Linked DNA regions of Homo sapiens: regions 1 and 2 are each linked to region 3. Evidence: read pairs that join two places in POLR2A ChIA-PET (ENCODE). Cell type or tissue: HepG2. All regions are shown on one strand. Links, peaks and the distances in the headings refer to the core of each region. The heading gives the core; the rest is flanking DNA.

Region 1 (9,782 bases), core at 278-4,277, 67 kb before region 3:
GTGCCTGACCTAATTTTTGTATTTTTAGTAGAGACGGGGTTTCACCATGTTGGCCAGCCTGGTCTCGAACTCCTGACCTCAGGTGATCCACCTGCCTCAGCCTCCCACAGTGCTAAGATTACAGGTGTGAGCCACCATGCCCAGCCTGGTCATGTGCTTCTTCTTTCTTAGGACCATGACCAATGACACTGACTCCCAGCCTGTCACTCCCTGAGGTCAGGAGCTGAGTTCCATGGTTTCCAAGCCCCACGGTCTGGCTAGTTAGGAGCCCAGTTAAGCAGGCTCATGACTCCACCCCAGGCTTCCAGGCTGCAGATGGTGCCAGATAGGGGTGGGTGGTGGGAGCTAGGGGATTACTCCCAACAATCCATTCTCCTGTGACTCCACCACCAGGGAGAAGGGGCCCAGCCTGGCTTTCTGCCCCCTGGAAAGGTAGGGGTGAAATTATCCCAGGCTGGATAGTTCCCCACCCCCAACTGCTCTATCCAAGCCCAGCCTCCTCTGTTAACCCCCTCCGGCCACATCCCAAATCCCCAATCCCAGCAGCAGACCTCGGTGTTTGCCTGTTGCCATGGTGATGGGATGCACCTTTCTGTTACTATGGCAACCAGCCAGGGGTTTTTAAAATTCAGTTGAGGTAATTTCCACCCCTCAATCCTCATCTTCAGACACCTCGTTTCTTCTTTCTTCTCTGAATCTTAGAAGGATGGTGGGAGGGGGGCCTGTAGCCACCAGCCAGAGGTGGAGGGTCAGAGGGGCTGGTGGGAAGACTTGGGCCAATTCCTCCCTGACTCCTCTACCCAGACTAGATCCAGAATAGGACAGCTTCCTCCCCATTCCCTTCCCAGGCCCTTATCTATGGGGAAAAGATAAGAGCTTCACATCTCTTGGCAGGCAGAGGCCAGCGCACCTGGGAGGTCCAGGTGATGGTGCGGCCAATGTGGCCCTGTGCCCACGCAGGAGCAGGGAGAGTCAGCAGGGGTCCTCCTGGTCCTCCCCACTGTGTCCCCAGGGCTCATCTGGGGATCTTGGGACACTGGGGATCAGACCCTGGGATCTCAGGGCACAGATGTTGTTTATGCTGTGTCCTGGTGCTAAGGAGCTTAGCTCAGTGGAACACCAGGTTGACGGATTTGGACAGAGGGCCTCTGAGAAGGCTGACGGGAAAGGGGGTGCACACACTGTCCAGTACCTCCCCTCCCCCTGCTGGAGCTCTCAGTCTGTGGGCACCCGCTTCATGAAGTCTAGGCATTGTAAATTCATGAGGACCAGCACCCCTCCCTGCCCCCACCTGCCTCCTGGCTGGAGAAGAGGAGCTGACAGCCCAGGACAGGCAGGTAGATGCATCCTGTCTCCCCACCCCACCAGCAAAGCAGGCTGGGACTAGGGGCAATGGAGCCCCAGATGCCATGCACTGCCCAGTCCTCATCTGCAGGTAACTCTTCCCCCGCTTGACTTGTCTCTAGCAGTCGGATTCTCCCACAAATGGGACCTCCCACAGGGAAGAGGTTTCAAGGAGGGAGGATCTGGGAGAGTCCTGTGGCAGGGATGCCTCCCCACCTGCCCCCACCTCTGACCTGGGCATGTTTTCCCTTCCTACCCATCAGTCAGGGAGGGGCCCTTCCATCTCACGATGGACGCTGAGCATTGCTGTAACTCTGACAGCCCCACACCTGGTTCCCCAAAGCCAAGGACTACAGGGCCATCACATGGGTGTCAGAGCCAAAGGGAAGTCACTTCTTGCCTCCCTGTCCCTTAGACACACGGGCCAAGACCCTATAGCTACAGCCCTTCTGGGGTACAGATGAGCCAGCAAACCTTGAGAGGCGACAGAGAACCCCTGGGTGAGGCCCTGCCCACCTCCCACTCCTCCTTGCCCAAGGCAGGGATGTCCCAGAGACCAGATGATTTGTTTGGGGTAAGCATTGTCCTCCCCAGTCTCTTTTACAGAACAACAGCCCCGGAGTCCACTCCACCTGGGGAAGGGGGTCCCTACTGCCTGCCCACCGAGGCCCCACAAGGCCATCACAAGGGTCCACAAGTGCCTGAACACCTGGGTCTGCAGCCCCCCCACGTGCAGGATAGTAAAGTCTGTGTTTGACACTTTTCATGAGTTATTATTCCCACCAGCCCTGTAGGCTCCACCAGCCCAGACAAAGCCACAAGGTTCTCCATGGTAGGCAGCGTTAATTCTTTTCTGTCCTGCTGCCAGCTGGTGGGAAGGGTGAGGGAGGAGGGGTTACTGGGACCCCTGGTAGGAAGGTGGTGGGGCCCAGAGCTGGGGCAAGGATGGAGGAGTGCTGTGCCAACCCACCCACCACCACCTGCCCACTGTTCTTTCTACCCCTGCTCCTCCCAAGCTCCCAAACCAGAGAAGCCCCAGGCTAGGGCTGGGGAGGAGGGAGCCCAGCCCAAGCCATAGGTGAGTGTGGGGATGTCCCATGTAGGGAACCCTAGTCCTGAGCTTTCCCTCCCCTCTCAGCAAGGGGTCCAGCAGCTGGGCAAGCAGAGGGGGATGCTTATCTCCCAGGTCCCTCATAACCTTCTTGGGTTGCGGAACCCAAGGAAGGCCAGACTCCCTTCTTCCCCCAGCAATCTGTGGCTCCCCGGCTCTCCACAGAGCTCCCAATATCACGGAGCTGATCCTGAGCCCCACTACAGCTCCCCCAAGGCCTCCATGCTTGAGACCCTATGGCTGAAGTCCTGGGGGTCAGGGGTGCTGGGGGTTTGTCATGTGAGCAGCAGGCATCTGGTCAACCCCTCTCAGTGTGGCTGGCTTGTGCTTGGCATCAGCTAAAGCAACAGCTAGCTGGGGCAGGCCCTCCAAGAAAGTTGGCTGGCCCTGGCAGGCTTGTGCAGCACTGGAGACCCTGTCCAGTCAGACAAGGAGTGCAAGTGAGAGAGAGACCAGAAGGGCGCAGGGCTGATGCAAGCCCCTCTGCTGGGGCAGGACAGAGGTCAGCAGGGTGGGAATGGAGGCAGCTCCATCCCGAACACCTGATGGCTTAGGTTCTGGCACGGCCTAGACTCCTGGCACCGTTTTTCCTTTAGGGTCAGAGCCAGCAACCTGCCCCCCACATCTTATGTATCCATATCATGCAGGTGGCGGGCCTCAAATTCCACCAGGCCAGTGTTCCTAGACTAGCCAAGAATTCAACATCAAGAAACTTGAATTGCTCTGTCTTAGTGGAGCAGGGTCCCTGGGGCTCCAGGATCAGGTATCAAGGCCCAGAAGTCTTCCTCCCAAGGAAGCACTTAAAAAAGAAGTGGAGGAAGGGCCCATGCTGTTTATAGCCTGTGTGATGTGCCAGCCCAAACCCAGGACATATGGCCTTGTTCTTGGGGCAGCCTCCTGCCAGTCAAGACATGAACATCCCAGCTTTAGAGCTGGGAAACTCAAAGGTTCAGAGAGGACGGGAGATTTGTCCAAAATCCCACAGCTCATTATCTCCCCAGCCTGGGAGCTGGACAGTGGGGCCAGGCGGCATTGCCTAACCAGGGCACAGGGAGGAGGCACTGATTCAGGTCGCCAAGGCAGGGCTCTCCACCAGCACAGGGGGGTAGAATGGGCCTCCTGGTAGGGAGTGAGGGCCCAGTTCCTGCGGCATGGAGCTGAGGCTTTCAGGGGATCTGTCAGCGTGGGTAGGGGTGGTTGCTGAGGGGTGGGGTATATATGCTGTACTGTTAGCTGCTTAGGTGACCCCGGCACACAGACAAAGAGGAGACCAGAGTTGGGAGTATGGGGGGTACTTGGGGGGCATTGAGGTGGTCCCCGCTGCTGGCTGACGGGGCTGAAGATGAGCAGCTGAGGAGGCCCTCCTAGCACATCTGACAATACTGTGCTCCCTGAACCTCCGGAAGCAACCCTGGTGTCAACAGCCCACCTTGGTCTCTTGAAACATTGACAGGCCACCCATCCCAGGTCTCTCAGGTGCCTCTTTCCTTGCTCCCAGTCCTGTCTTCCAGAAAGATTCTGAGCTCCCTGTAGGCAGAAACCATATCTGGCTCATGTCCACCACCCACCCCCTCTCCCTGACCCCCCTACCCTGGGGCCTGGGAAAGGGAGGGGCACACAGGCTGTTCTGTGAGGCAGTGAGTGAGTTTTCCGTAGAGCTTTGGAAATGTACCTTGTGGTCGTCACTAGGTCAGGTGACTGAGCTTTTACCCAGGGTTGCCAGAATCTGGGGACCAAATGTGACTGAGCCAGAGATGGTGGCCGTCCTCCCAGAGCTGAGTCTCCTGGAAAAGGAGGAAAAAGCAGATAAAGAGTGGTCCGACCTGTGATGGGGCCACAGGAGTTGTGAGATACAAGGGAGGGGCTGGGGGCTTTGAGGAGAAGTCCCTGAGCTGAGCTAGCTGGGTCCAGGGGTCTCCAACTGCAGCCCAGAGCAGGAAGCTATATGAGGACCTGGGAGGAGCCCCTTATGGCTGAAGGGGTCTATTCAGGCTTTCTCTGAGAGCTGGTCTCAGGGGAAGAGGATGAAAGGGAGCTCTGAGCAGAGGTTCTGGGGGAACTCCCTGTCCACCACGGACAGCCTAGGGACATGCAGCCGGGATGTGGCAAAGGCAGGGCCCTGGGTCACTGCCTGTCAGGAATCTGAAGCACAGGCCAGCTCAAATCTCACTGGCAGCAGGCTCCACACATCTCCCTGGAGACTGAGAATGCAACCAGGGAGTGATCAGAGGACATTCAGGCCAGGAACATTGGAGGTGCAGACTCAGGGGGTACTTGTCACCTCAGCCTGGTCTGAACTCAGCTGTGTCACTTCCCAGCAGGCACCCCATTCCCAGGGACTGGATTATCTTCCCCCAGGGCCTGCTGGGGTGGCCCCGGATGCCCTAGCCCGGCATACACCTGCCCCACTGCCTACTCCTCCCAGACACAGTGTCAGTTCCCTCACATCTGGGCAGGGGAAGCCTGCTTTTCAACAGCTGCCAAAACAGACCCAGCCTCCTTCTTTGGAAACTGTCTGCCCAGCTCAGGCTGCCTGAAGTGACCGTGGGGCTGGGGCCCTCAGTGGGGTGGGATTGGGGAAGGTGAGGGAGGAAGCCCCTCAGCCCTGCTCTGGAGCTCGCATGAGCTCCGCAGCTGTCCATTGCCCCAATCTTGCCTGATGACCACATGGACCTCTGAGCCCCCAGCCTCATGGCTGACCACTGCCTGCCCGCATTCAGCCAGGCTGAGGTTCTCTTGGGCCTTCCCCAGACAACCTGTCTCCTTTTCTGGCCTTTGCTTCCCTTCAGAGACTCTTCCCACGGCCCTGCATTCCCCACCACCACACCGGCTGAGCCGAGCTGTCTTTCCCAGTGTCCCAGTGCCCACCCCCACCCCTATGGCAAGGACAGGCTCTCACACCAGGGGTGCACCATAAGCATCGTCACCCCTGGCCATGACTCTCCAGGACAGGTGCTCTCAGGGATGATGCCTGACCACCTGGGACCAGCTGTGCTCCCTCCTGCTCCTCCAGCCCTGGCTCCAGTCCCCTTGGCTTTACCAGGCTCTGAAGGCCTGACCTAGACTCAGGCGCCCATCTGAGGCCCACACAGCCCAGCTGTGCCTGCCCTCGCCCACCTGGAGAAAGAAGGGGCTGGCATATCTTCTTTCCCCACTCCCCTCACATCTGGAATTGGCCTTGTTAGGGGGCCCTGTGATGGGGAGAGGAGGGAGGGAAGCCTGGCTAGGTCTCAGAGCTCTCTCAGCTGAGAAGTGGGGATGATTGTCCCCCCAGTCTATGGAGTGTGGGGCTGCTGTGGACAATGGGATCTGGGCCTCTGCTGGGAGGTGTTGACCTCAATGCCTCTCTCCCTGCCTGACTTCAGTGCTCTCTGTATCCTGATGGAGACTTTCTGACAGCGCAGGGGGTGGGTTGTGGGGTCCTGCTGCCTGTAGAGCTGTGTGTGAGCTCCTCAATGGCCCAAGGGTACACAGGGGTCTCTGACTGTACCCTTCCTCTTAGACCTTGTGCCAGTGGGGAGTGAGAGTGTACCAGCCCCTCCCTCTGGGCACTCCAAAATGCACCCCTTGGAGAGAGAGTACACCCCTCAAAGTTCATTTCCCATTTCCTGTGAGTCAGGTCTCAACCTGACAGGCATCCTCTCTCACCTCCCAATCACCATTTCCTTCCACCCTTTCCCCCTTTCCCCCACTTAATCAGAATCTGCCCCCACCCCCACAGAGTGACTTCCCCTCCTGGCTCCTCATTCCCCCTGCAGTGGGGAGGGGCCAACATCCCCAGCTCCCTGCCTCCCTGCAGACCCTGTCTTCTCCCCTCTGCCCTTCAGGGAGCCCTACCCCATCCTGAAGTACTCCACCTTTCTGAGTCCCCTCTCCAACCTGGGGTTCAGTGTCCCAGGGACCCCACCCCCAGCAAACTTGGCTCCTTTCAGCTCCCCTCCCTTGCGGGCAGAGGCAGGGCGTTCAAGCCCATTTAATCTTGGCAGAATGCAATTTCCTGCTTCAGGGAGCTGGCGGGTTTAGGAGGCTTAATGAGGGGGGAGGGGGAGACAGGGAAGAAGAGAGGCTGAGACGGGGCTGGGAGATGGAGATGGAGAGTCCCTGAGAGGGGTGGTTGAGGAAGTCTCGGGGATGCGTGTCTTTGGGGGTCACCCTGGGGTCCTTGGGATCACACAGGGGTCAGCTCTTCTGTGTCAGCCTCTCACTGGTAGGTCAGGGGCCCCTGGGCGAACCTCCCAGCCCCAACTCTGTGGGGTGTGAATAGGGGGAGGGGAAGGGGCGTCAAAGTGGCTCACTGTCATCAAGAAGAGGGCCGGGGGTAATGAGATACGTGCCTGTGTGCACGGACAGGCAGGGGGACATGCACCTCTACGGCCAAGGGGGTGAGAGGTGCAGGTCCCAGTGCGAAGGCTGGGGAGGGGTCCTGGGGAAAATGTGCAGCTGGAGGTGCTGGGTGGACTGGACACTTTGGGTGGGTCCCACGGCAGGACAGAGGGTGTAGCTGTAACTGGCAGCCCCAAGCCCCCCAGGTGGTAGAATGGGCAGCCAGGCTGGAATTTCAGCCCCAAATGGGATGCTTATCTGTATGCTGCCACCAAGGAGGCAGAGACGATAAAGGACAAAGGGGCCTCTGGGCTGCTGGAAGCCCCACACCTGGTGGGGGCGGGGTAGCCAAGAGCCCTGCCTAACACCTGGAGCACAGACAGCTCCTGGGGGAGATTGGAGCCCCTGCCTACAACCCACCTGACCCCCTGACGGCACCCCTACCGCTCTATCCCCCAAACTGGCTCAGCAGATCTGTTCCCAGAGAAGCCCTTAGAGGAGCCGCAGCCCATCGGGGCAGGGAATCCCCAGGCAGGGCTTGGGGGAGGGTTAGGGATGGCCCAGGACCATCCCTGAGCCCACTCCTCCTTCTAGGAGTGCTCATTCATGGGGGCCTGGGAGAAAGGCTGGTGAGGACCCTGGGAGGCTGAAGCCCTCAGCTCCTTGGTACCTTGGGCACAGCCTTCTCCCTCAGTATCTGGGCCTCAGTATCTTATGAATTAGGGCACTAGGGCAGGGACTCTGAGGAGTAAACCCTGCCCCCTTGGAAGCAGACAGGCCCTGCCCCTGTACAAGGACCCTCCATGGGTGTGCTTGGATGGCAGCCAGGAGTGCAGAGGAGGATGCTGGGAAACTGGGGAGGGCAGAAGGTATGAGAGGGACCTGGCCTATGGCCTCGTGCCCTCGTAGAAGCCTCAAGGCGCACCCGTTTGCCACCCCTCCTGAAAGCAGCTTGTCCTACAGATGGGTTGTCCCATCCCTCGGGGAAGGATGGGTCTCATTCGACCAACAGAGTCCTCACAGAGGCAGCAAAGGCCCCCCAGGCTGGCAGTCTCCAGCAGTGCCCAGCCCCAGCCCCTGGTTCCGTGCAGCTCTGCTTCCTGGGGCCAGCTGAGCCTGCCCACCTAGCCTAGGCACCTCCGGCTGGGTCCTCCCCAAGGACTGTTCGAGGGCCCACGTCTGCCTTCACTCTGCTGCTCTGCTGCTCCGTCCAGGCCCCCCTGGCCCTTGGAAGAGCCAGCCCAGGTGAAGCTCATGTGCCACTGCCGCTGCCCTCACCCTATCACCCATCGCTAGGAGGTTGTGAAGCTGCCTGAGTCCTGCCCCAGACAGCACCACACTCTGGCCTCCAGGACACACCATGGCAGGGCATGCCTCCAGGCTCTCCCACCACTGTTCACTCATCCTTCAGGACAGGATATCTGTGATGCGTCCTTTAAGGCCCAGCAGCAGTGTCACCTCCTCTAGGCAGCCTTCCTTCAGTCACCCTCTCAGCCCCAGGGCACCCTCTGCACCCCGTCACCCGGACACCTCCCTGCTGACCTGGGGCTTCATCTTCTTGCCCTACAGCTCCTGGTGCATAATTGTTTACAGGAACTGTGGGCTGGGTGTTGGGGTCAGAGCCAGAGTGGGAGAGCCAGAGTGGGGCTGTCCTATTTAAGGAAGGAGAGAGGTGGGGGCCCAGGAGACCCAGGTGGCCTGCCATTCCCCTGACAACCCACGTGCTGGTCCCTCCTCCACCCGCCCTGGTCCTGCGGAGGACAGTAATGTTGTCTTTGCCTGTGGAGGCTCCGGTGGGTGTAACGTGTGTGCTAGGTGGGCCACCATGCAGGCCTGGATGCCCAAAGATCAGAAGCAATGGCAGAAGACAGGGTCAAGGCTGGGCAGTTGAGGACTGCCCCAACCTGAGTGGACCCTTCGGTTGGATGAGAAGATAAATGCGCCCCCACTCTCTCCTGGGGCCGCAACAGAGCAATTCCACAGTCTCTTGTGCCCCAGTGATGGCGTCTACGTCTCCCTGTCATCTACCGGGGAGGGCTGATAAGTCATAACAAAGGTGACTCAGGGAGCCTGCGCCCTACACACTAGATGCTGCTCCGGCAATCTGTGCTCGGTGGCTAGTTTGATCCTTTCGGCACCCTGTGAGGAAGAAACTTGCTCTCATTTAACAGCTGAGGAAACTGGGGGCAAGTGCATACCCATGGGAGGGTGAGAGCCTCATACAGCCAGGCCTGGAGCTGGGGCCCATCATGGGGCCTGCAGGAGGCGTCCATGCACATGCGTGCACATGCACCCCCAGCCCCAGCCTCGTGAGTCCTTCTTCTCTCTTTTTTTTCTTTCCTTCTCCTTCCCTCCTTCCTTCCTTCTTTCCTTCCTTCCTTCCTTCCTTGCTCCCTCCCTCCCTCCCTCCCTCTCTCTCTCTTTCTTTTTTTCTTTCTTTCTTTCTTTCTTTCTTTCCATGGGGTCTCGCTCTGTCGCCCAGGCTGGAGTGCAGTGGCGCAATCTTGGCTCGCTGCAAGCTCCACCTCCAGGGTTCACACCATTCTCCTGCCTCAGCCTCCAGATTAGGTGGGACCACAGGTGCCCGCCACCACGTCCAGCTAATTCTTTTGTATTTTTAGTAGAGACAGGGTTTCACTGTATTAGCCAGAATGGTCTCAATCTCCTGACCTTGTGATCCACCCATCTCGGCCTCCCAAAGTGCTGGGATTACAGGCATGAGCCACCGCGCCCGGCCCTTCCTTCCTTCCATCCTTCCTTCCTCTCTTCTTTTTCTTTCTTTCTTTTTCTTTCTTCTTTCTTTCTTTTTCTTTCTTCTTTCTTTCTTTCTTTCTTTTCTTTCTCTCTCTTCCCTCATTCCTTCCCTCCCTCCTTCCTTCCTTGTTTTCTTTCCTTTTCTTTTCTTTCTTTCTTTCTTTCTTTCTTTCTTTCTTTCTTTCTTTCTTTCTGTCTCTCTCTCTCCCTTCCTTCCTTCCTCTTTCTTTTTTCTTTTTTTTTTTGACAG
Region 2 (9,782 bases), core at 4,739-8,738, 76 kb before region 3:
TTCGGATTTTTAAATTCAAGAGTTTAACATGTTTTAGCCGGGCGTGGTGGCTCACGCCTGTAATCCCAGCACTTTGGGAGGCCGAGGCAGGCGGATCACCTGGCGTTGGGAGTTCAAGACCACCCTGACCAACATGGAGAAACCCGTCTCTACTAAAAATACAAAATTAGCTGGGTGTGGTTGGCCTGTAATCCCAGCTGCTCGGGAGGCTGAGGCAGGAGAATTGCTTGAACCCAGGAGGCGGAGTTTGCAGTGAGCCGGAGGTCGCGCCATTGCACTCTAGCCTGGGCAACCAGAGCAAAACTCCGTTTCAAAAAAAAAAAAAAAAAAAGTTTAGCATGTTTTAAAACTCTTCATGGAAATCATGGTAACTTAGTAGCTTTTCTGCTAAGACCAAAGTGACCATGAGTGCTTGCACCTCTCTAGTTTCCACAGACTTTATTCCACACATGCCGGAGTGTGGAGTTGTCACTGCTCTGCAGGGCAGATCCTCCCTGCTTTTGGCCATGATACAGGTGATACCTGGTCCACCCTCTGCTGCGATGGAGAAACTGAGGAGGTCATCTCCCCCTGGCAGCACTCCACTCACTGCATCTTCTCAGCTGCTAAGGAGGTCCTGGGGGCATTGGAGAGTTTTCTGTTTTGAATGGGTATTTCGTCCTCAGCACTCTTCCACAGGGCAGAGAACATCATTTTGACCCAGAAGACCATGCCTGACCAGGTCAGGAAGTATACCTGGATCTCAGGCTGTTCTTGGGACCAGATGATGTGATGGGTTGCTCACATTGCCAATCTGGCCAAACTGAGTGCTTAAGCTCCACAGATTGGGCATGCAGTTAAGGTGGCCTTTTCTCTGCAGTTTACTTTTGAAGCTAGACTTGCTTTTGTGGGTGGTCACGTTTTCCTCTTTTCGGGCAGGGCGTTAAGGAATAGAAAATGCTCAGGAGGTCCTCACCCTGGCCTGTAGGGTAGTGCCTTGGAGAAGCTGAGCCTAATCACAGCTCTGGCTAGGGAGAGGTGGACGCAAATGCAGAAGCCCCAAGCCTGGGTTTCTGCAGAGTAAGGCTTGGGAACTTCACAAATGAGGGCCCAAGCGCCCAGAGCTGGGGTGGAGAGTGTGTCACAGATCTGGTCTACAGAAGTTGGATAAGAAACTGGCCTCACCTCCAGAGCCCTCACGGCATCAAGGGTGATGCTGGTGTTCCTCGCACCTGAGCAGCAGTCCTGAGTACCCTAATTAGACCCTTTTGACATCCGGCCCGGAAAGCTCTTCCAGGTGAGCATACCCAGAATAGGATCTGGGAAGCTCTTAATTATATGTACCCAGCTCAGCAAAGGTTGGGTGGAAGCGTCTTCCCTAGGGGAGCCATGGCCAGGCATTAATAGGAGCCAGCCCTCTAGCAGCCTCAGATTGACTTCCCAGCACCCGGAAGGGCACCTCAACCTGTCCCACACTGCTGGTGCTTAGAGTTACCTGTCAAAGCTGCTCAAGGCTCTCCCATGTGTGCTGTGGACCACGGCATCTGTTGTCAACACCAGCGTGGCCTTTCCTATGAACATGAAGCTGAGGGTTCCTGTGAATGTGAGGGTCTGAGCCAGCTCCTCAGAGATGGAGGCTCCCTCCTCTGGCCTCACCTGTTACCAGCATACCTAGCCAGGTGACTGCAGCCTTCACCCTGCATCTAAATTGATGGCCCCAGTCCTTGAGGTTTGACAGGCTGTTATCTTGGGCCCAGGTATCCTGCAAGACCATATTTGGGTGATCCTTCTGGTTTGGAAGCACTAGGATCCCAAGCATCCTCCTGACTGGCCCATCAGGGTTTACTCCAATCCCAAGCCCGGTTAAATGTGCTGTGTGCTGCCCATAGGGCCACCATTCCTCTTAGTCCTGTGTGATGTTGAGATGCTGTGAGAGTAGTGCAATCCTCTCAATCAGGGGAACCCAAATCTTGAATTTGAACGGTGCTCTTACTGAACTAGAAGGAGCCTCCAAGGATTCCCAAGTCCAGACTGCCCTTGGCTGGGACAGCTGCTACAACGTGCAAGGCTTTGAGGGCCGTCCAGGAGCAGCTGTCATGGCTGTGCATCAAACAAGTTTCAAAGCCCAGATGAGCATCCCGGCCTGAGCTAAGCTCCCCAGGCATGCATAGTCTGGCTGGGGGTCTCAAGGGCGCCCAGATCCCAGCCACCCCGATTCCGGAGGAATGAATGCCCTCAGGGACAGGTGGGGTGTGGGGGAAGATTGCCCACAGTCGATACTGGAGGAGGGTACTGTGTTGTTGGTGGCCACCAGGTGGCAGCATTCCATCATCTTTCCAGCCAGGCTGGTATAGGTGGTGGTAAGGAGAGGACTTCCCACCAAGTCCTGAGGTACTGGAGGTTCCCAGGGGCTCTCTCCACGTCTCTGGGACTCAAGGAGACCTGGCTAGAACTTCGGCCTTGAAACTTTCTGGAGTCAGGCAGGTGCCAAGTCTGCCTGCCTTGCAAGTTCCTGAGGGTCTCTGACCCCCAGGGACCCCCTCTGGCTAGATGGGGAAGTCGTCCCCACAGCGCCCAATGGGGCAAGAGCCAGGCTGACCCTGTGCACAGTAGGCACTTCCCTCTCAGCAATTCTTTCTGACCCAGGTAAATAATTTCTGCAGTCGATAAAGTGCATTTCTGCCTCTCACTCCCTTTCCCTACCACGTGCTTATTGACTCACAGAAGCACTGTTGCTAGAGCATCAGATTCTCAGCTTCTGTCCCTACAGCCCATGGGGAGTTGGAGCCCAGCTTGTCCAGGGCTCCCAGATGGAAGCAGGGGATGCCTGTAGTCCTTCACCCCAGTCTCCCAGAAGGTGGCAGGAGGGAGGTGGACTCATGGACTTGGGTTAAGGTCAGAACCCTATAGGGTGGGCCACACCCAGCCAGACAGAACTTTCCAGCAGAAGGTATGAGCCAGGGGCAGGGCCCTCCCATCCTGCTTAGTCCAAGCTGCACTGCCATCCCATTTAAAGAGGAAACTGAGATTCAAAGCTGTTGCTGGACTGGGCTGCTGCTGGCAACTGCTGCCCCATCACCACTCCAGTGCAGTAGAATTGGGTCTCACCTGCAGGTACAAGGTTGAGGTCCAGCCCTGGAGTGAGCTGGGTCTTGGGATGCCTCCCAGTGCCCTGAGGAAAGAGGAGAAAGACAGGGAGAGGCAGGTGAAGACAACCAGAGGCAAAGTGAGGCCTAGAGGATGCTGGAAAGAGAAGCTGGAGGAGTCTGCAGCAGCCACAAGGGGACGGAGGAGGCTGAGGGGGCAAGATAACGTGGGATGGGGCCGCCAGGTCTAGAGGAGTTGGTTCTGCGCTACCCACGGGTGCTGAGATAGGCCTCTGATCTTGGGGTGAATTCTGCACACCAATGGGGGAGGCCGAGGCAGGTGGCCAAGAGAGGAGGGGCTAGGGTGCCTGCTCGCGTCCTCTGCTGCTTTTATGTGCAACGGAGGCTCCAGGAGCCCCTGGCTCTCAGCTCTGGGCGGGCATCACCATCCTGAGTCTGGCTGGACAGGAGCTATTTGAGAATGATTCATGGATGTAATTAAGCCTCCCCCCACCATCCCCTAGTGTGGGCCTGGAACAGGGTCAGGTGCAGGTGTGGGAGCCCTGCCCAGCCTGTCCTGCAGGGTTGGGTTCAGCCTAGGGCCCCCTGGCCCAGCACAGCCTACCACCACCTAAGGGCGCCTAGCCTCAATCTGTAAGACCTGGAGCAAGACAGGGCTGAGCCCAAATCCTGAGAGGCACCAGAGCTGGGGCTTCTTCTCCTTCCTCTTACTCCCCAACTCCTGGGCTGAGGAGCCATCCTCTGCACTCATAAGCATGCCATGTGTACGCACCCACACGCAATGCAGGCCAGCCCTCAGGCATCCGGCTGCAGCAGGCAACATGCATGCTTCCCCATCACCCTTGACATTTGAGGTGGCATTACATCCAGATCCTGCAGACCCCCTCCCTGGTTGGTGTGTGAAGCATGCACACTTGTGCATAACCCCACCCAGCCACTGGCATATAGAAGAGCACACACAAGCCAGACACATTAATGAGCAAGTGTGCAAGTGAACCTGGCTCCTGAGGGGGCAGGAATCAGATGTTCTTGCTACCCCTGAGGAAGGAAACCTGGTCTGGCAGCCTTCTGTGAAGGGAGAGGGAGCCCCCAGGGTCACAGCGTGGCAGAGCACAAGCCGCCACCCAGCAGGCACACCCTTGTGCACACAATGTCATTCTGAGGCTTTCCCCTTTTCAGGTGGGTGGATCTTGGGGGTGTCCACCCAGAACAGGCTTCTGAGCTCACTGAACAGGTCCAAGTCTGCCAGCCATGGCTCAGCTCACTGGCAGAGCTGGAGAGGGGAAGGGAAGACTGAGGAAGGGGCATCATGGTCTCTAAGACTGGCTCAAGGTTCATTACCTTCCCTTCTAACACCTGCAGCCATACCTGCAGTGAGGACAGGAAGGAGAGGGAGCAGCCTCTCCTGTTTCCCTGACAGACTGGGAAGCTGAGGTCCACACCCATCTCATCCAAACCCAGGGCCCCAGTCCCCGATCCAGTCATTTCCATGTGCTGGCATCCTATTAGCTCTGCCATCCCCTCCGCCTGGAAGGCCCTAGGACCTGGGCCTGCCACCCTGCTCAGGTTAGGAGTGTCCAGAAGCAGCTGGGCTCTGCCTCCTCCCTCCACCGTGAATCCCTGAAGACTGGATGGATCTACCTTCCCCCAAGCACATCGGCGGCACCGGCTTGGCTGGGCCTCTCCTCTTATGGCCGGGAGCCCCAGCCCCTTAGCCTCTACCAGACAAACTGAGCAGCACACGTGCCCGAGCCGCCCCCAACCCCGCCCTGGCCCCGGCCCAGGCCCCGGCCCCGGCCCCGGCCCCACCCCCACCCTGCAGATTTTTCTGGTTCTTATTAATGTAAATGAAATGAAATCTGCTCAGAGTGTCCTTAATGGAAAGTGTTCCTGGAATTTGTGCACACGTGGTGGGGGGGGGGACACCCTGAGATTAACTCTTGTGCAGCCAGACCCAGACTAGTCAGGCTGTGGTGACTGGGGCTGGGGTGGGGATTGGTGGGGACCAGGACATTCACTCATCCCCTCCCAGAACTGTGTCCTGACAACATCAAGGATGGCACAGGCTCATCCATATTCTACCCTCTGCCCTGGGACCAGCTGGACAGGTCCGGAAGTGCCTCAGAGCCTCAGGGGAAGGAGATCTTGACAGGAAACAGGGAGTCCTGGAAGGCCTTGATCAAGGAGGAGGCTGGCCAAAGACAGGGGCATAGGGCTGGAGGGGAGAGTTGACAGACTATGCATCTTGTCCTCATCTGGCTCTACCCTGATTTTGAAGGGGGACCCAGGCAGACCCTGCCTCTCTGGACCACCCTACACAGAGAAGGCCCAGCCTCTGAGATCCCCTCCCCCAGCCCCTGCCCACCGCACTCCTGAAACAGATCTGCCAGGATGCTCATCTTCATGACTATGGGACAAGAAGGGGGAGTTTGAGACCCCGGAGTGGATGCCCAGGGCCGCTGGCTGCAGGGGATGGGGATGGAAGAGACTGGACCGAGCTGCTGCGTGCCCACCCCCCGTCCTGCCGCTGTGTCCTCCCCACATCTGGATGCTTGTTCTGGCACAGCCCCCAGCCTGGCCCAGCGGAGCCGCAGCCGCATTCTGCTGCCTCGTGGCCAGGACAGGGATGTCTGCTTCATTGGCGGGGGTAGGGAAGAGTCTAAGATTTCAATTTCTCCCAGGTGTGGCTCAGTCTGGAGGGTGCCTTGGGGAGGCTGGCTCAGAGGCCGGCACCTGGGGCGGGGGGTGTGCAGAGGGGGGGAGGGGGCCACCAAGGGGGTCTCAGGGAGGAAAAAGGGCTCAGAGTGGGAGGTCCGTGGAAGGAGACAGGGGCTCTGTGAGGGGCAGGGGACTCAGGGAGGGGGGTTAGAGAAACAGGGGGCTTAGGGGGCAGGAGCTCCAGGAGGAGGGCTGGAGGGGCAGGAGGTTTGGGGGGTTGGGAGCTGAGGGCTCAAGAAGAGGATTGAGGAACACGGGGCTTTGGGAAGGGGGTTGAGGGGGCAAGGGGTTTGTGGGGGTTGGAAGCAGGGGCTTGGGGAGGAAGGTTGGAGGGAGAAGGGACTCAGAATGCGACTGACTTCACTGGGGGACAATGGGCTGCCAATCCTTCCACCCATACCGGTCAGGTGGCTGGGGGAGGGGCGCTGACCCACTTAGCTGCCTCTCCCCCAGGCTTCCACTAATGAGCGCTCTGGGCTTTGGGAGGCAGCCTTCCCCGCCCAGGCTGTGCCTCAGGCCATCCCTTCCCCCACAGCCCCTCATTATCTACTGGGGGTGTTCATTAGCTCAGGCATCCCCCCTTATCTACAGCTGCGCTTGCCTGTGGCAGTGAGGAGGAGGCCCTAGGCCCCAAAATGCACCCTCTTTGCCCCTAGTTCCACTACGCCCCCAGGACTGGGGAAACAAAGGCTACCAGATTGCTGTTGTGCAGCTCAGCTCTGAGCAGAGCTTTGATTCCACCTGTGGGTCCCCCAGCATGCCAATGAGGGGGGTGCTGTGGCGAAGCTCACAGGAGAGCTAGAACCCAGGTGCTGGCAGACTTCCCATGGGAAGTCTGCTCTGCTCACCCCAGGGGCTTCCAGTACCTGTGATCAGGAGTCCCATTCGGCAAGGAAAGGGGCTCACAGAGGGTGAAGTCCTGGATGTGTGGGGAGCACAACTCTGAGGGATGCAGAGTAGGGGGCAGCACAGTTCTGGGGAGGAAGGTGTGGGGTCAGAAGGGATGGTGGGAAGAGGGGAGAGGGCCCTATGGGGCATGGCTTCTCATGGACACAGCTCTGCAGGAACAGACAGCGCATCTGCAGGAGCGCAGCTCTGGGAGGGCGATGTAGGGGGAGCACAGAGTGCGGGCACCATCTGGGGGAAGGATGAGGGTGGGGAGCACGGCTCTCGAGGATGTCCTATGGGAGGACAGTCCAGGGAGAAGCCCGCCTGTCTCCCACAGCCTTGGCCTCTTCGGACTCCTCCCCCACATTCCTGGAGTGCATGGGGAGGTTGGCTTGCTGGATTATGCCCAAGTCCCTGAGGCTCCCTCTGATTCTGTCCCGCTGTCCATCTGTCCTCCCTCCCCAAGGAGCCCAAGGCCCAGGTGGCACTCTCCCCTCACAGTCCCCTCATTAGGGATGGGCTTTGAGATCCTTCGGCAGCATCTGCCCCCACCCCCACCCCCATCACCAAGCCAGCTGCAGGCCTGGCCCCTGGAGCCTGATAAATATTTATGATGAGATAAGCATGATAGGCCAGAGCCCAGCCCAAACCTTTGTCCTGGGAGCAGAAGACTGAGGCAGGACTTGAGCTTCCAGAGGCGGGCTGAGTCTCAGGGCTGGGGTAGGGGGAGGCCTGACTGTGTAGGTCTCCTGGGCTCTACCTGGGAGGGGGTCGGGATGGGACAGGGCTCAGGAGCCGGGGATCCTGAAGGGGCTGCCTCCAAGGTGCCACCCTGGCCAAGGCGGCTCCCCCCTACCCCTTGCCCAGCCTGTTTCGATGCTGCCTGTCTGCACTGCACGGCTGGGTCTGTTGGGACAAGGCCAGCTGGCCTTCTGTACTTGCTGCCACCCTGGCTTCTGACTTTCTCCAGGTCTTGGTGACTTCAGGAAGCTCCCAAACCAAGACTACCCTGACCATTGGGTCTGGAGCCAGGCTGGCAGGAGGGCCACCTTGGTACCCCTCTGAGGTACTGAGGTACTCCAGCCTCCTTGCTATAGGCCCCAGGGCTCTCCTGTCCCCAACCTAGGACAGGTTCCCATGGGCCGGCCCACCTTCCCCTCCATTTATCCCCTAAATATCTCCCCCTCTAGGTGCCAGAACCAACAACAGGAGGGTCTGGGCACTCCATGAGCAGGAGGCCGAGTGCTGCTGCAGGGAGGGTGACACTGTCCTCAGCGGGCCTGAGCATTAGTAGGCTCTGTACCCCAGTGCTGGCCACATCCTGGACCTTCATGAGGTTCGCTCCCAAGCCAGGGCAGGGTCACCTCTTAATACACACACACACAGCCAGCTCTGTCACGTGGGGAAAAAGAGAGACCAGAGGAAGAAAGCAGCCAGTGTGGGGTAAACAGGCATCGGGGGAAGGATACATGTATGTCTCCCAGGCTCTCGGCCAGTGGAATGTGGGTAAACATTGGTGCTCTCAAGACATAATATTGTCCTTGGGTCGTGGATGTATACATGGCATCTAGAACATGATGAAATATGATACACTAGGCTGGGCACAGTGGCTCATGCCTGTAATCTCAGCACTTTGGGACGCTGAGGCGGGTGGATCACCTGAGGTCAGGAGTTCGAGACCAGCCTGGCCAATATGGTGAAATCCCATCTCTACTAAAAATACAAAAAATTAGCTGGGCATGGTGGCACATGTTTGTAATTTCAGCTACTCAGGAGGCTGAGGCAGGAGAATCACTTGAACCCAGGAGGCAGAGGTTGCAGTGAGCCTAGATTGCGCCATTGCACTCCAGCCTGGCAAAAAGAGCAAAACTCCATCTTGGGAAAAAAAAAAAGAAAGAAATACGATATACTCAGGGCACGAGTGAAAATTGTATGGGAATGTGGTAAATAAGACACCCAGGGCAGAGTTAGGTCTTGTATTAGGGGCATGGGTATATGCTGCCCTTAGGACACACTGAATTCCTGCTGAAGTCTGGATGACTGCTGAACCCAGTGTGGGGTTGTTGACACACGTAGCAACAGTCCTTAGGGCTTTCAAAGCAGCCCAAAGCAAACCAAAAAGGAAACGTCATGGATGGTGAACCCAGCAAGCCTCTGGCCATTCCTGGACCAGGAGTTGGGGTCCAGGTGACTCATGGGGACACCCATGGATTCCAAATCTGCCCACAGGGTGAAGTCCTCACTCCTCACAAGGCATCCAGCCCAGCTCTGCCAAGCAGGGCTGATGGCTGGAGATGAGGAGCAGGGTCAGCCTAAAGGAGGCCCAGGGAGGAGCCCCTACCTCCCTCACCCTCTGGCTTAGGCAGCCTGGGAGCCGCCTGTCCAAGCTCTCCAAGAGAACCTTCAGGTCCATTGGGTGCAGGGCAGAGCCAGCGTGGGTGTGTCCTCAGCTCTGGGGAACCTCTCACCTGAGGTTCCAGGTGCTCCTGTGTGTTTGGATATAGGCCCGGGCTACTATGGGGCACCATTTGTAGTCTCTGGGGCTGCAGGGGATGCACCCCACATGGCATGGTCCTGGTGGGAGAGAGGGTGAAGGTGGAGACCGACACAGGCTCCAGGCCAACCTGGCTTGGGAGCAACTTGAGAGTTCCTGCTCTGGACAGGGATCTCAGCCACCTTGGGGCAAGTAGTCCATGGAGGCTGGAGGGCCCCAGTTCCAGAGAGTGTGGGCACTTTCTTTTTTGTTGTTTGTTTTTTGTTTTTTGAGATGGAGTTTCCCTCTGTTGCCCAGGCTGGAGTGCAGTGGTGTGATCTTGGTTCCCTATAACCTCCACCTCCTGGGTTCAAGTGATCTCCTGCCTTAGCCTCCTGAGTAGCTGACGGTACAGGAGTGTGCCACCATGTCCAGCTAATTTTAGTAGAGACGGGGTTTCACCATGTTGGCCAGGCTGGTCTCGAACTCCTGACCTCAGGTGATCTGCCCGCCTCAGACTCCCAAAGTGCTGGGATTACAGGTGTGAGCCACTGTGCCCGGCCCACGTGGGCACTCTCCATCTCCTTAAGGTCTCTGTGTGTGTGTGTGCCCATGCA
Region 3 (9,782 bases), core at 2,557-6,556:
TGGCAGAATCTCCTTCCTTTTTAAGGTTGAATAATATTCCATTGTATATATTCCACACTTTGTTTATTTATTCATCTATTGATGAATGGTTACATCTGCCTTTTGGCTATTGTGAATAATGCTGCTATGAACATGGGTGTACAAATCTCTCTCCCAGCCTCTGTTTTTTATTATTTTGGGTGTATACCCAGAAATGGAACTGGCAAATCATATGGTGAATCTTTTTTTTTTTTTTTTTTTTTTGAGACAGAGTCTCTCTCTGTCGCCAGCCTGGAGTGCAGCGGCACAATTTCGGCTCCCTGCAACCTCCGCCTCCCAGGTTCAAGCAATTATCCTGCCTCAGTCTCCTGAGTAGCTGGGACTACAGGCACACGCCACCATGCCCAACTAATTTTTGTGTTTTTAGTAGAGACGGGGTTTCACCATGTTGTCCAGGATGGTCTCGATCTATCTCTTGATCTCAGGTGATCTGCCCACCTCGGCCTCCCAGAGTGCTGGGATTACAGGCGTGAGCCACTGCAACCGGCCTCATATGGTGAATCTATTTTTATTTTATTTATTTATTTATTTATTTATTTTGAGACGAAGTTTTGCTCTTGTTGCCCAGGCTGGAGTGGCAATGGCATGATCTCGGCTCACTGCAACCTCCTCCTTCCATGTTCAAGTGATTCTGCCTCAGCCTCCCAAGCAGCTAGGATTACAGGCATGTGCCACCACACCTGGCTAATTTTGTATTTTTAGTAGAGATGGGGTTTCACCATGTTGGTCAGGCTGGTCTCGAACTCCCAACCTCAGGTGATCCGCCTGCCTTGGTCTCCCAAAGTGCTGGGATTACAGGCGTGAGCCACTGCACCTGACCCCTTTTTTTGAAATGAAGTCTCACTCGGTCGCCCAGGCTGGAGTGCAGTGGCACGATCTCAGCTCACTGCAATCTCTGCCTCCCGGGTTCAAGTGATTCTCCTGCCTCAGTCTCCCAAGAAGCTGGGAGTATAGGCACCCACCACCATGCCTGGCTAATTTTTGTATTTAGTAGAGATGGGGTTTCACCATGTTGGCCAGGCTGGTCTTGAATTCCTGACCTCAAGTGATCTGCCCACCTCGGCCTCCCGAAGTGCTGGGATTACAGGTGTGAACCACTGCGCTCAGCCTACTTTTAATATTTTGAGGAACAGTTTTCCACAGCAGCTGTACCATTTTACATTCCCACCAACAGTGCACAGGTGGTCCCCCTTCCTCTACATATTTGTGAACTCTTGTTATTTTCTGGGTTTTGTTTTGTTTGAGATGGGGTCTCGCTCTGTTGCCCAGGCTGGAGTGCAGTGGCACAATCTCGGCTCTGCAACCTCTGCCTCCTGGGTTCAAGCAATTCTCCTGTCTCAGCCTCCCGAATAGCTAGGACTACAGCTGCATGCCAGCATGCCCGGCTAATTTTTTTTTTTTTTTTTTTGAGACGGAGTTTCATTCTTGTTGCCCAGGCTGGAGTGCAATGGTGTGATCTCAGCTCACTGCAACCTCCACCTCCTGGGTTCAAGCCATTCCCCTGCCTCAGCCTCCCAAGTAGCTGGGATTACAGGAATGCACCACCACATCTGGCTAATTTTGTATTTTTGGTAGAGACGGGGTTTCTCCATGTTGGTCAGGCTGGTCTCAAACTCCCGACCTCAAGTGATCCGCCCGCCTCGGTCTCCCAAAGTGCTGGGATTACAGGCATGAGCCACCGCACCTGACCTATTTTTCTTTTTTAATAGTAGTATCTCTTGGTAGTTTTGATTTGCATTTTCCTACTGCTTAGTGATGTTGAGAATCTTTTCCTGTGCTTATTGGCCATCTGTATATCTTCTTTGGAGAAATGCCTGTCCAAGTCCTTTGCCCATTTTTGAATTGAGTTATTTTAATGTTGTTGTTGAGTCTTAGAAGTTCTCTATATATTCTGGAGAATAATTCCTTATCAGAGATAGGATTTGCAAATTTTTTTCCCACTCCGTGGGTTGCCTTTTAAACTCATTTTATGTATTTTTAATGGTTAATTTTTTTCCAGAACATTAAATAGTTGAAAAAACTTGTAAAAGTAGGTATGTTAAAACTCACATTATTTTAAGCTTGAATATTTTATTTATAACTTAAACAGAATTTTTTTTTTTTGAGATGGAGTTTCACTCTTGTTGGCCAGGCTGGAGTGCAATGGCGTGATCTTGGCGCACAGCAACTTCTGCCTCCTGGGTTCAAGCGATTCTCCTGCCTCAGCCTCCTGAGTAGCTGGGATTACAGGCATGCACCACCACGCCCGGCTAATTTTGTAGTTTTAGTAGAGACCGGTTTTTTTCATGTTAGTCAGGCTAGTCTTGAACTCCCGACCTCAGGTGATCTGCCCGCCTCACCTCCCAAAGTGCTGAGATTGCAGGTGTGAGCCACTGTGCCCGGCCAGAATTTCTTATAATTCTATTTTCCTGGGTTTAATGGAGACAAAAATAACCAATACCATTTTCAAAATCTGCTTCTTGAAAAAATAATTATTAAAAGTTTTCATTAAGGCTGGACGTGGTGGCTCATGGCTGTAATCCCAGCACTTTGGGAGGCAGAGGGGGAAGAATCACCTGAGGTCTCGAGACCAGCCTGGCCAACATGGTGAAACACCATCTCTACTGAAAACACAAAAATTAGCTGGGCGTGGTGGCACATGCCTGTAGTCCCAGCTACTAGGGAGGCTGAGGCAGGAGAATTGCTGGAGCCAGGAGGCAGAGGTTGCAGTGAGATTGTGCCACTGCACTCCAGCCTGGGCGACAGAGGGAGACTGTCTAAAATATATATATATATATTTGGCCAGGTGCGGTGGCTCACGCCTGTAATCCCAGCACTTTGGGAGGCCAAGGCGGGCGGATCACGAGGTCAGGAGATCAAGACCATCCTGGCTAACACAGTGAAACCCCGTCTCTACTAAAAATACAAAAAATTAGCCAGGCGTGGTGGCGGGTGCCTGTGGTCCCAGCTACTTGGGAGGCTGAGGCAGGAGAATGGCGTGAACCCGGGAGGCGGAGCTTGCAGTGAGCCAAGATCGTGCCACTGCACTCCAGCCTGGGCGACAGAACAAGACTCCGTCTCAAAAAAAAAAAAAAAAGAAAAGAAAAAAGAAAAAAAGAAAAGAAAAAAGAAAGAAAAAAAAAGAAAAAATATATATATATTTTTTTCATTAAAACATGTATATAGGGGCACATATTTTTCCTGGAACCAGTGTGAGTGTGGAGGAGGAGAGGAGTGTGGCTCGGGTCCCCATGAGGCATAGGTTATGTCTCCGTTATCTGACAAAACCAAGGGCTACAAGGCAAGGGGCTCAGTGACAGGGGTTGGGGTCTGAGCGGTTGACCAAGCACAGGCAACGCCCCCACTAAGCCAGTATTGTGGAGGGGTGTTGGATGGGCTGAATTTGCAGGACCTGTAGTGCTTGGGGGAGATGTCCAGGAGGCCGACTGATACTCAGTGCTGGGCAGAAAGCTAAGTGTAGGCATCATCCTCAATGTCCAGGTGGTGGGGAGCTGTGAGCCTGTCGGAGGCTGGAAAGGGGAGCATGAGGGCACCCAGGCCTGAGCACAGGAAGAACACTGGTTGGGGTTGGGAGTCCAGTGCACATGTGGGCAGTGATATTGGTGCTGCTCAGAAGCCTGGGCATGGGGGCGATCTAGCCAGTGGTGCAAGACCCCTGCTGGGTGCTGTTGGCCTGGCTGAGCCAGGGCTGTTCATCTCTACTAAGGACCTGCTCCCCAAACAGTTTGCTAGAGTGAGGTGGGATGCGGGCAGTGACAGAAGGAGGTAGTGGGCATGGGATAGGAGGCCCTGAGGAGCTGGAAGTGTTAGGCTTGAGAGGGAGGAAGCTGTCAGGAGAGGTGACTTAGTGGGGTCTTCTGCACAGCCACCTTGTCTTGGCAGAAAGGTAAGGCGCTCCCCGGCATTCCTGGGCAAGGGACAGAAGAGCCCCAGCAACATGCAGGGGCTGGACCCTGCCCTCCAGGGGGTCCCGCCCCACATATGCTTCTGACCCTGGGGTCTGGGATTCAGGGTCGGTACTCCTGGATCCTGTGAGTTGGGGACGCTGCCTGGCCTCAAACTGCCCTGTCCATGGCCAGCAAGTGTGGAGGGGCCCTGAGTCTCCCAGCCTGAAACCTGCTTAGCTCTGCTCACCATACCAGTGTAATTACACGCTAAGGAGCAGGATCAATGGGTGCCTGATGCCTGATTCACAGTCCAGGGCAGAGGATCAGAGAGCACTGGCCCAGAGTCAGCACAGTGGCCACACCCCAGTCTTGTAGGTGGTGCATTTACTGTGGTCACCTCTAGCCACCACCATCCCTGCCTGGCCTGCAACCTCAAGGTGCCCCTGAGGGCCCCCACAGCCTTCAGCTCTGGCTCTGGCGGGACTAACCTGGCCCGGCCACCGACCAGAGATTAGACAAGACTGGTGGATGGTTAATGCCACTGACGTCAGGGCCTGGCCGGGTGGCCACTAGGGGTTTGGGCCCTCCCCTCAGGCAGTAGCATAGTCCATGTGACCAGGGTTCATTAAGCTGCTTCAGTGGCCAGAGAAGCTGGGGGCCAGATCTCAGGAGAGAGACAGCAGGCATGTCATGGCTGTGGGGGCCAGGCCTTAGCCACGAGGTCACCAGCTCTGGGGGCCCAGGCCGGGGAAGGGCTGGATAAGAGGGTTGCCTATGGGTCCCCTCCATACTTCTACACTGTGTTGTGATACTAAAGCCCTGTTCATGCCCAAAGAGGAGCCTCCCAGGCACCAAACAGCAGGGCATAGTCAGCAGCTAGGGTGTGGTAATAGACCCTGAGGTGTGGGGGTGAGAACCACCTTCTCCTGAGGATTTCAAACCCCTGATCATGAGCCCAGAAGGAGCGTGCTGCCCTGCACGCAACCCTCCGCCCACCAGGGCTAGCCCTACGTCCAGGCTCCTTTCCCTCTGGCCGAGCTCCTTTCTCCATCCACAGTGCCCTTCCCCTCCTGACCCTTGCTTGTGCCTTTCTTACCCTTCGCAGAGCAAGTCTGTGGGCTGCTTTGCCATCAGGCTCTCCTTGATTTGCGCCCTCCAACCTCGCAGGCATTTTCCCATCTAGACCACCTGGAGACAGCGCTTGGAGACACTAGGGCTGGGGCTGTGTGGGTGGGGTGACAAGAGCAGCAAGAGCAGTAAGTGTCGGACTAGCTGGCTCTTCACAGTGACTCAGGCAGGGTTCTCAGAGGTGCTCTATGAGGGTGATGAAGGACAAGTAGGAGTCTGCCAAGGAGGTGGAACAGGGTAGGGAACCTTCAGCCCTGGGAAGCACGAGGGCAGAGGCACAGGAGCATGAAAGCTAGCAAGTTCTGTGAACAGCAGGAACGTGTGCAGCGTGGCCAGCCAAGCCCGGGGGAGGTGAAGAGGCTTGCTGGGAGCAGGTGGGCGGATATGAGGGAGGCCAGCCAGGTGTGGGGGCAGGAGCTGCAGGGGGTCTGAGGAGTCAGGGGACACAGATCCTGGGCTCTGGAAGGGCTAGGTTGGAGGCGAAGATGGGGCATTGCTGTTGGAGATGGTCTTGGGGCACTGTGTGGATAGCATGTTAGCAGAGGTGGTGGCATGGTGAGAAGAGGCAGCCTAGCTAGAGGCTGAGAGTTCATGACTAGAAAGGAAGAAGGAGAGCCAAGGGCTATTGGGGCCCTGGAAGGAGGATCTGAGCGGTCCTGGAGCCCTGAGCTCTGCTGCATGGGTCTGGCAGTCTTTCAGGCCTGGGTTTACGTTTTCAGAGATGGGGCAGTGGAGGCGGAGGCTGGGCTGAAGCTTGGGATAAAGCTTCCCCCATTCTCCATCCCAAGGGGCCGCCTGCAACTCTGTGGTTGCTTGGATGGACATTCCCTCTAGCCTCTGGAAGAAGGCGACCGGCAGCTCTCAGAGCCACATCCTAGCTGTCCAGCTGTCCGGTCACCACAGGCTGGGCTGGGAGATTCGGCAGGTGGTGGGAAAGGCCTCCGAGCTGTGTTTGCCCTGGCTGGGGCCCAGGCCTAGCAACAACAAACAGTCAGCCCCTCCCCCAGCCTGGCCACAACTGGTCTGACCCAGGGACCCCACATCATACCCTCCTCTGGGCCTCCCACAGCAGCCCAGCCCAGTCAGCCCCTGCTTCCTCCAGTCTAGATTGAGGACCCCAACACCCATATCCCAGGTGACCTTGAGCCAGCCCTGGCCCCTCAAGAACTGCCAGTGGGAGCCACCAGCCCTTTGCAGATAGCTCCTGTGAGCATCCAGGGTGTCTGCAAGTGGGAGGTTGAGGGGTGGGAGGCAGGCCTGAGACCCTCGTCAGCACCTCTTCTATATGGCTGTCCCATGGCAGAACCATGCCCATTTGGAGGGTGGGAGTCAAAGTGAGCTCTGATCTAAGGATGATATCAGCCCCAGACCAGGAGTGAAAGGCAGCCCTTTCCCATTTTCCAGCCACCAGCAAGGCAGAAGTTCGAGTGGCTTGAGGTTTTCAGGGGTTGCCACCATCCCAATGCCTTTCTCTCTAGCCCTGCCAGCCAGAGCTGAGTCCCCTGCCCGGTCTCACAGCTTCCCCTCCACTCATTCCCCTCAGGAGAAAAGACAGCCATTTCCATGTCACAGAGGGAAACCAAGGTACGCCAGGGCTTGGCTGTGGTGGTTCTGTGAGTCAGCAGGAGAAAATCCTGGAGTCCTGACTCCCAGCCCAGGGCAGGGGAGGGTCGGGTATGTCCTCTCAGGGCATTCCCCCCGCACTGGGAAGTGGGGCAGGCATGACACAGAGAAGACCAGCTTGAATAGGAACAGCAGAGGCCATGAGATTAATCGGATCAGAGCCAGTGACTGAGAAGCAAGGGGCACAGCTGTTCTGAGAACCCCCCCACTTCACCCCGAAGGTCAGCATCTCCCCCAGCTTCCTACTGGTGGAACCTGGGACCTTAACACCCACCACCCGTCTCTGAGCACCAAGGGCCTGTGTGGAAAGCAGGCAGGGGTGGGATAAGGAGCCCCCAGCCAAGAACGGGGCCATCCTAAAACCCCTGTCTGTCCCCAGGACACCAAGTCCCAGCCCCCTTCTTGTGGACAGGCTGACAGCTGTCTCCTACACCTTCTAAATAAGGACGGGGGTCATGGTCGGGGGGCCCCAGGTGAGGCTCAAGCAAGCCAAGCCTTACTCCTTGCCTGACCTCACTGCCCCTGCCCTCTGTGTTCCAGCCTCAGCCTCCTCTGAATATCTGGGGTGGAGACAGAATTGATATAAGAAGCCCTCCCACCCTCGCCCCCACCCCACCCCTGGTTGGGAAGGGGGAGGCAGGTAGAAGAGGTATTTTGTTGCCTGAGTGTCGCCTGAAAGTCCCCCATTCAAGCATCTCTCACTGAGGCTATGCATTGCCAGTCCTCTTGGCGGAAGCTCCCCTTCTGGCTTTGGGGGGTGTGGGCAAAGCATTTCAGGGGTTAATGTGACACCCACAGACCTCAGAGAGAATCTGCTTTGGACTGAAGCATTCCCCCCACAAGACTCAACGGAGTCCCTCTGGCAGCTCTGCTCTCCCACCTAGGGGCTCCCTAACGCTCAGGCCGCCCCTTTGCTCCCGGCCTGCCCCGGCCCCCGCCATTCCCCCGACCAGCCCCTCCTCCCGCGGGCCGCCAGGGATTGGCGGGCGGGGGGCGGGCCGGGGGCGGGGCCGGGCGCCCTTCATCCCGCGTCGCTGTTGTCGCTGTTGCAGCCGAGTTCAGCCGGGAGCAGAGCGAACCGCACCGGCCCGAGCGGAGCGCCGCACGTTCCCAACCGCGAGGCCAGGTACCGCTTCGGGAGTTCATCCCACCCGCACAGGGGAATCGGGTGGGCCGAGCCCTACTGTCCACCCTCCTGTCCGTAGCCGGGCTCTGGGCAGCTCTCCTCTACCGTCCTGACCCGGGCAGGCGCCCCAGCCTCCGGCGAGCCAAAGCCCCGCGCGCTCCAGGCGCTGGTCTTGGGGACCTGCCAGTCGGGACTCAGCGCCGAGCTTAAGCAGGGCCCTGGGGGTACCGGGAGGGACACGTCGTCGCCTTAGGGCCTCTCGGCGGGGCTGCGAGGTACAGCAGGAGGTCGGCGGCACCCGGGGCTGGGACCACAGGACGCCTTGTTGGGGGCTCGGGCGGCACACCACAGGCTTCCTGAGGCAGGGCCCATGGGGCAGGCTGGAGAGGGCCCGAGGGGAGGACCCAAGAGGGGCCTGGAGCAGTCCCTGGAGCGCTGCCCCGACGGGCGCCTGACAGGCAGAGCAGCCCGGCTGGCACGATGGGAATCCGGGTATATTTATCTCGGCTGCTCCGGACAAGGGCTTGAGGGCAGATCGGGCCGGGCCGCCTGAGGGGCCGCGGGGTACATGCTGGTCCCAGAGCCGGTGCCATTTGCAGAGGAGCCAGCGGGCACAGCGGGCGCAGGGCGCGAGTGGCTCCCTGACCTGAGGCCGGGGCGCCGTGCGAGCTCCTCCCCACCTGGCGCTGGGTAGGGTGTAAGTTAGAGCCCGCGCAGCGCACGGCGGAGAGAAGGAACCAAGACTTGGTTTGCAAGAGCCCGCCCCCGCCCGGTTGGCCCCTTCGATTGGCCACAGCAAATGCGTGCGTTTGTTTACACCCAGGCAGGGGGAGGCCAGGGGAGGGACCTGCGGGGACCCGCCCTTTTCCCCCCACGGGGACCTGAGTCCTGAGTCCAGGTATGGGCTCTCAAACAGGTCTGAGAAAGGCTAAGTCAAAGGCTCTTGAGCCCTGAGGAACACCATGGAGGACTTCCCCACTCATGCCCATCCTTCCTTCAGCCTGCCAACCCTGTCCTTTCTTCCATGACCGACTCTGGCCACAGAGCTGCCCCTGGAAAAGGCCCTTGGACCTTTCACCCCTTCCTGTTCTGTTCTGTAAAAGGTCTGGGATGGGGCTCATTTCCTTCTGGAAAGGAAGCACATCCCTCGGGGCTCTCAGTCTGGGGGATAGAAAGCTAAAGAGACCCAAAGATGGTTCCATTTTGAATGGGGGAAATTCGGCACAGCCACGGTACCCTTCCTGCAAGAAGCATCACTGACGGGAGGGATCAGGACTGGAAGAGGCCAAGCCTGGCACGTCTCTGAGAGGGCTGGAATGACTGAAACCAGAAATGGGAATCTGATTTCTTGACATTGGGAGCAGGGGGCTGAATCTCTGGGGAGGGTAGGAGTCTGTATCTCAGAATTTTGTTCTGCCTGGGCCCATGGGACCCATGTCTTCGCTGGCTTCTCAAGCCACTCCTTGTTGTGTGCTGGTTTTTTTGGCCCATGTCACAAATGGTCCCCACACCAGTCCAGGGCTCCAGGTTGCCAGATCATGACAACTGGTTGCTCCTGTCCTTGTGCCACTGCCCTAGCAAGTAGCCTTGAAGCCCTGGACAGTTGGAGAAACTGAGGCACAACAAGACTGGCTGGGTGGTTCATGGTCTCTGGGTTGAGTCAGAGAAGGATTTTAAGCTGAACTGGACACACCCTGGAAGTCTGGGCTGGGTGTGAGGACAAGCATCCAGTTTGAGAGGGAAACATATTTGGAGGGGAGTGGTGTGGGGTGGGCCACCAGGGAGGTGCAGTTTTGGTGTCTCTGTGAACAGAAAGCTGAGGTGGAATGTGCAGTCTATGCTATAGTAGAATTGGGACCCAGTGGGAGGATGTTTTAGTGTAGACATGGCCAGGGGCCAGGCCTCACTTGGAGCAGGTAAGAGGGCTTGCCGAGGGCCTCAAATGCATTCCATTCGTTTATTTTTTTTATTTTTTTCAT

Evidence for each region. ChIA-PET counts read pairs that join two places held together with the same protein. Peaks named below come from ENCODE experiments on the same cell type or tissue, not always from the same donor. Only the 100,000 strongest peaks of a DNase experiment are listed, where the experiment ranks them.
Region 1: POLR2A ChIA-PET joins it to region 3 with 6 read pairs; 8 of 35 experiments call an interaction of 5 or more read pairs at or near these places.
Region 2: POLR2A ChIA-PET joins it to region 3 with 7 read pairs; 10 of 35 experiments call an interaction of 5 or more read pairs at or near these places.

The regions. Positions count from the first base shown.
Region 1 is chr3:50,132,330-50,142,111 of GRCh38, forward strand. SEMA3F-AS1 (SEMA3F antisense RNA 1) reads right to left here. Exons shown (of 4, transcript NR_135301.1): 2 at 4,128-4,239. Among named protein-coding and RNA genes, the nearest start is that of SEMA3F, 18 kb to the right of the region's middle. RefSeq lists enhancers at 687-1,188, 2,947-3,538, 7,909-8,470, 8,471-9,032. In HepG2, for the core only: no CTCF peak of the experiment used is centred there; no DNase peak of the experiment used is centred there; H3K27me3 peaks cover 2,594 bases.
Region 2 is chr3:50,119,438-50,129,219 of GRCh38, forward strand. SEMA3F-AS1 (SEMA3F antisense RNA 1) reads right to left here. Exons shown (of 4, transcript NR_135301.1): 3 at 3,088-3,151. Among named protein-coding and RNA genes, the nearest start is that of RBM5-AS1, 23 kb to the left of the region's middle. RefSeq lists enhancers at 861-1,739, 1,740-2,617, 3,603-4,103, 6,127-7,116. In HepG2, for the core only: no CTCF peak of the experiment used is centred there; a DNase peak (open chromatin) is centred at 7,064; H3K27me3 peaks cover 565 bases.
Region 3 is chr3:50,197,546-50,207,327 of GRCh38, forward strand. GNAT1 (G protein subunit alpha transducin 1) reads left to right here. Exons shown (of 9, transcript NM_144499.3): 9 at 1-151. SLC38A3 (solute carrier family 38 member 3) reads left to right here and starts at 7,726. Exons shown (of 16, transcript NM_006841.6): 1 at 7,726-7,803. RefSeq lists a silencer at 8,608-8,687. In HepG2, for the core only: no CTCF peak of the experiment used is centred there; DNase peaks (open chromatin) are centred at 4,506 and 6,016; H3K4me3 peaks cover 963 bases.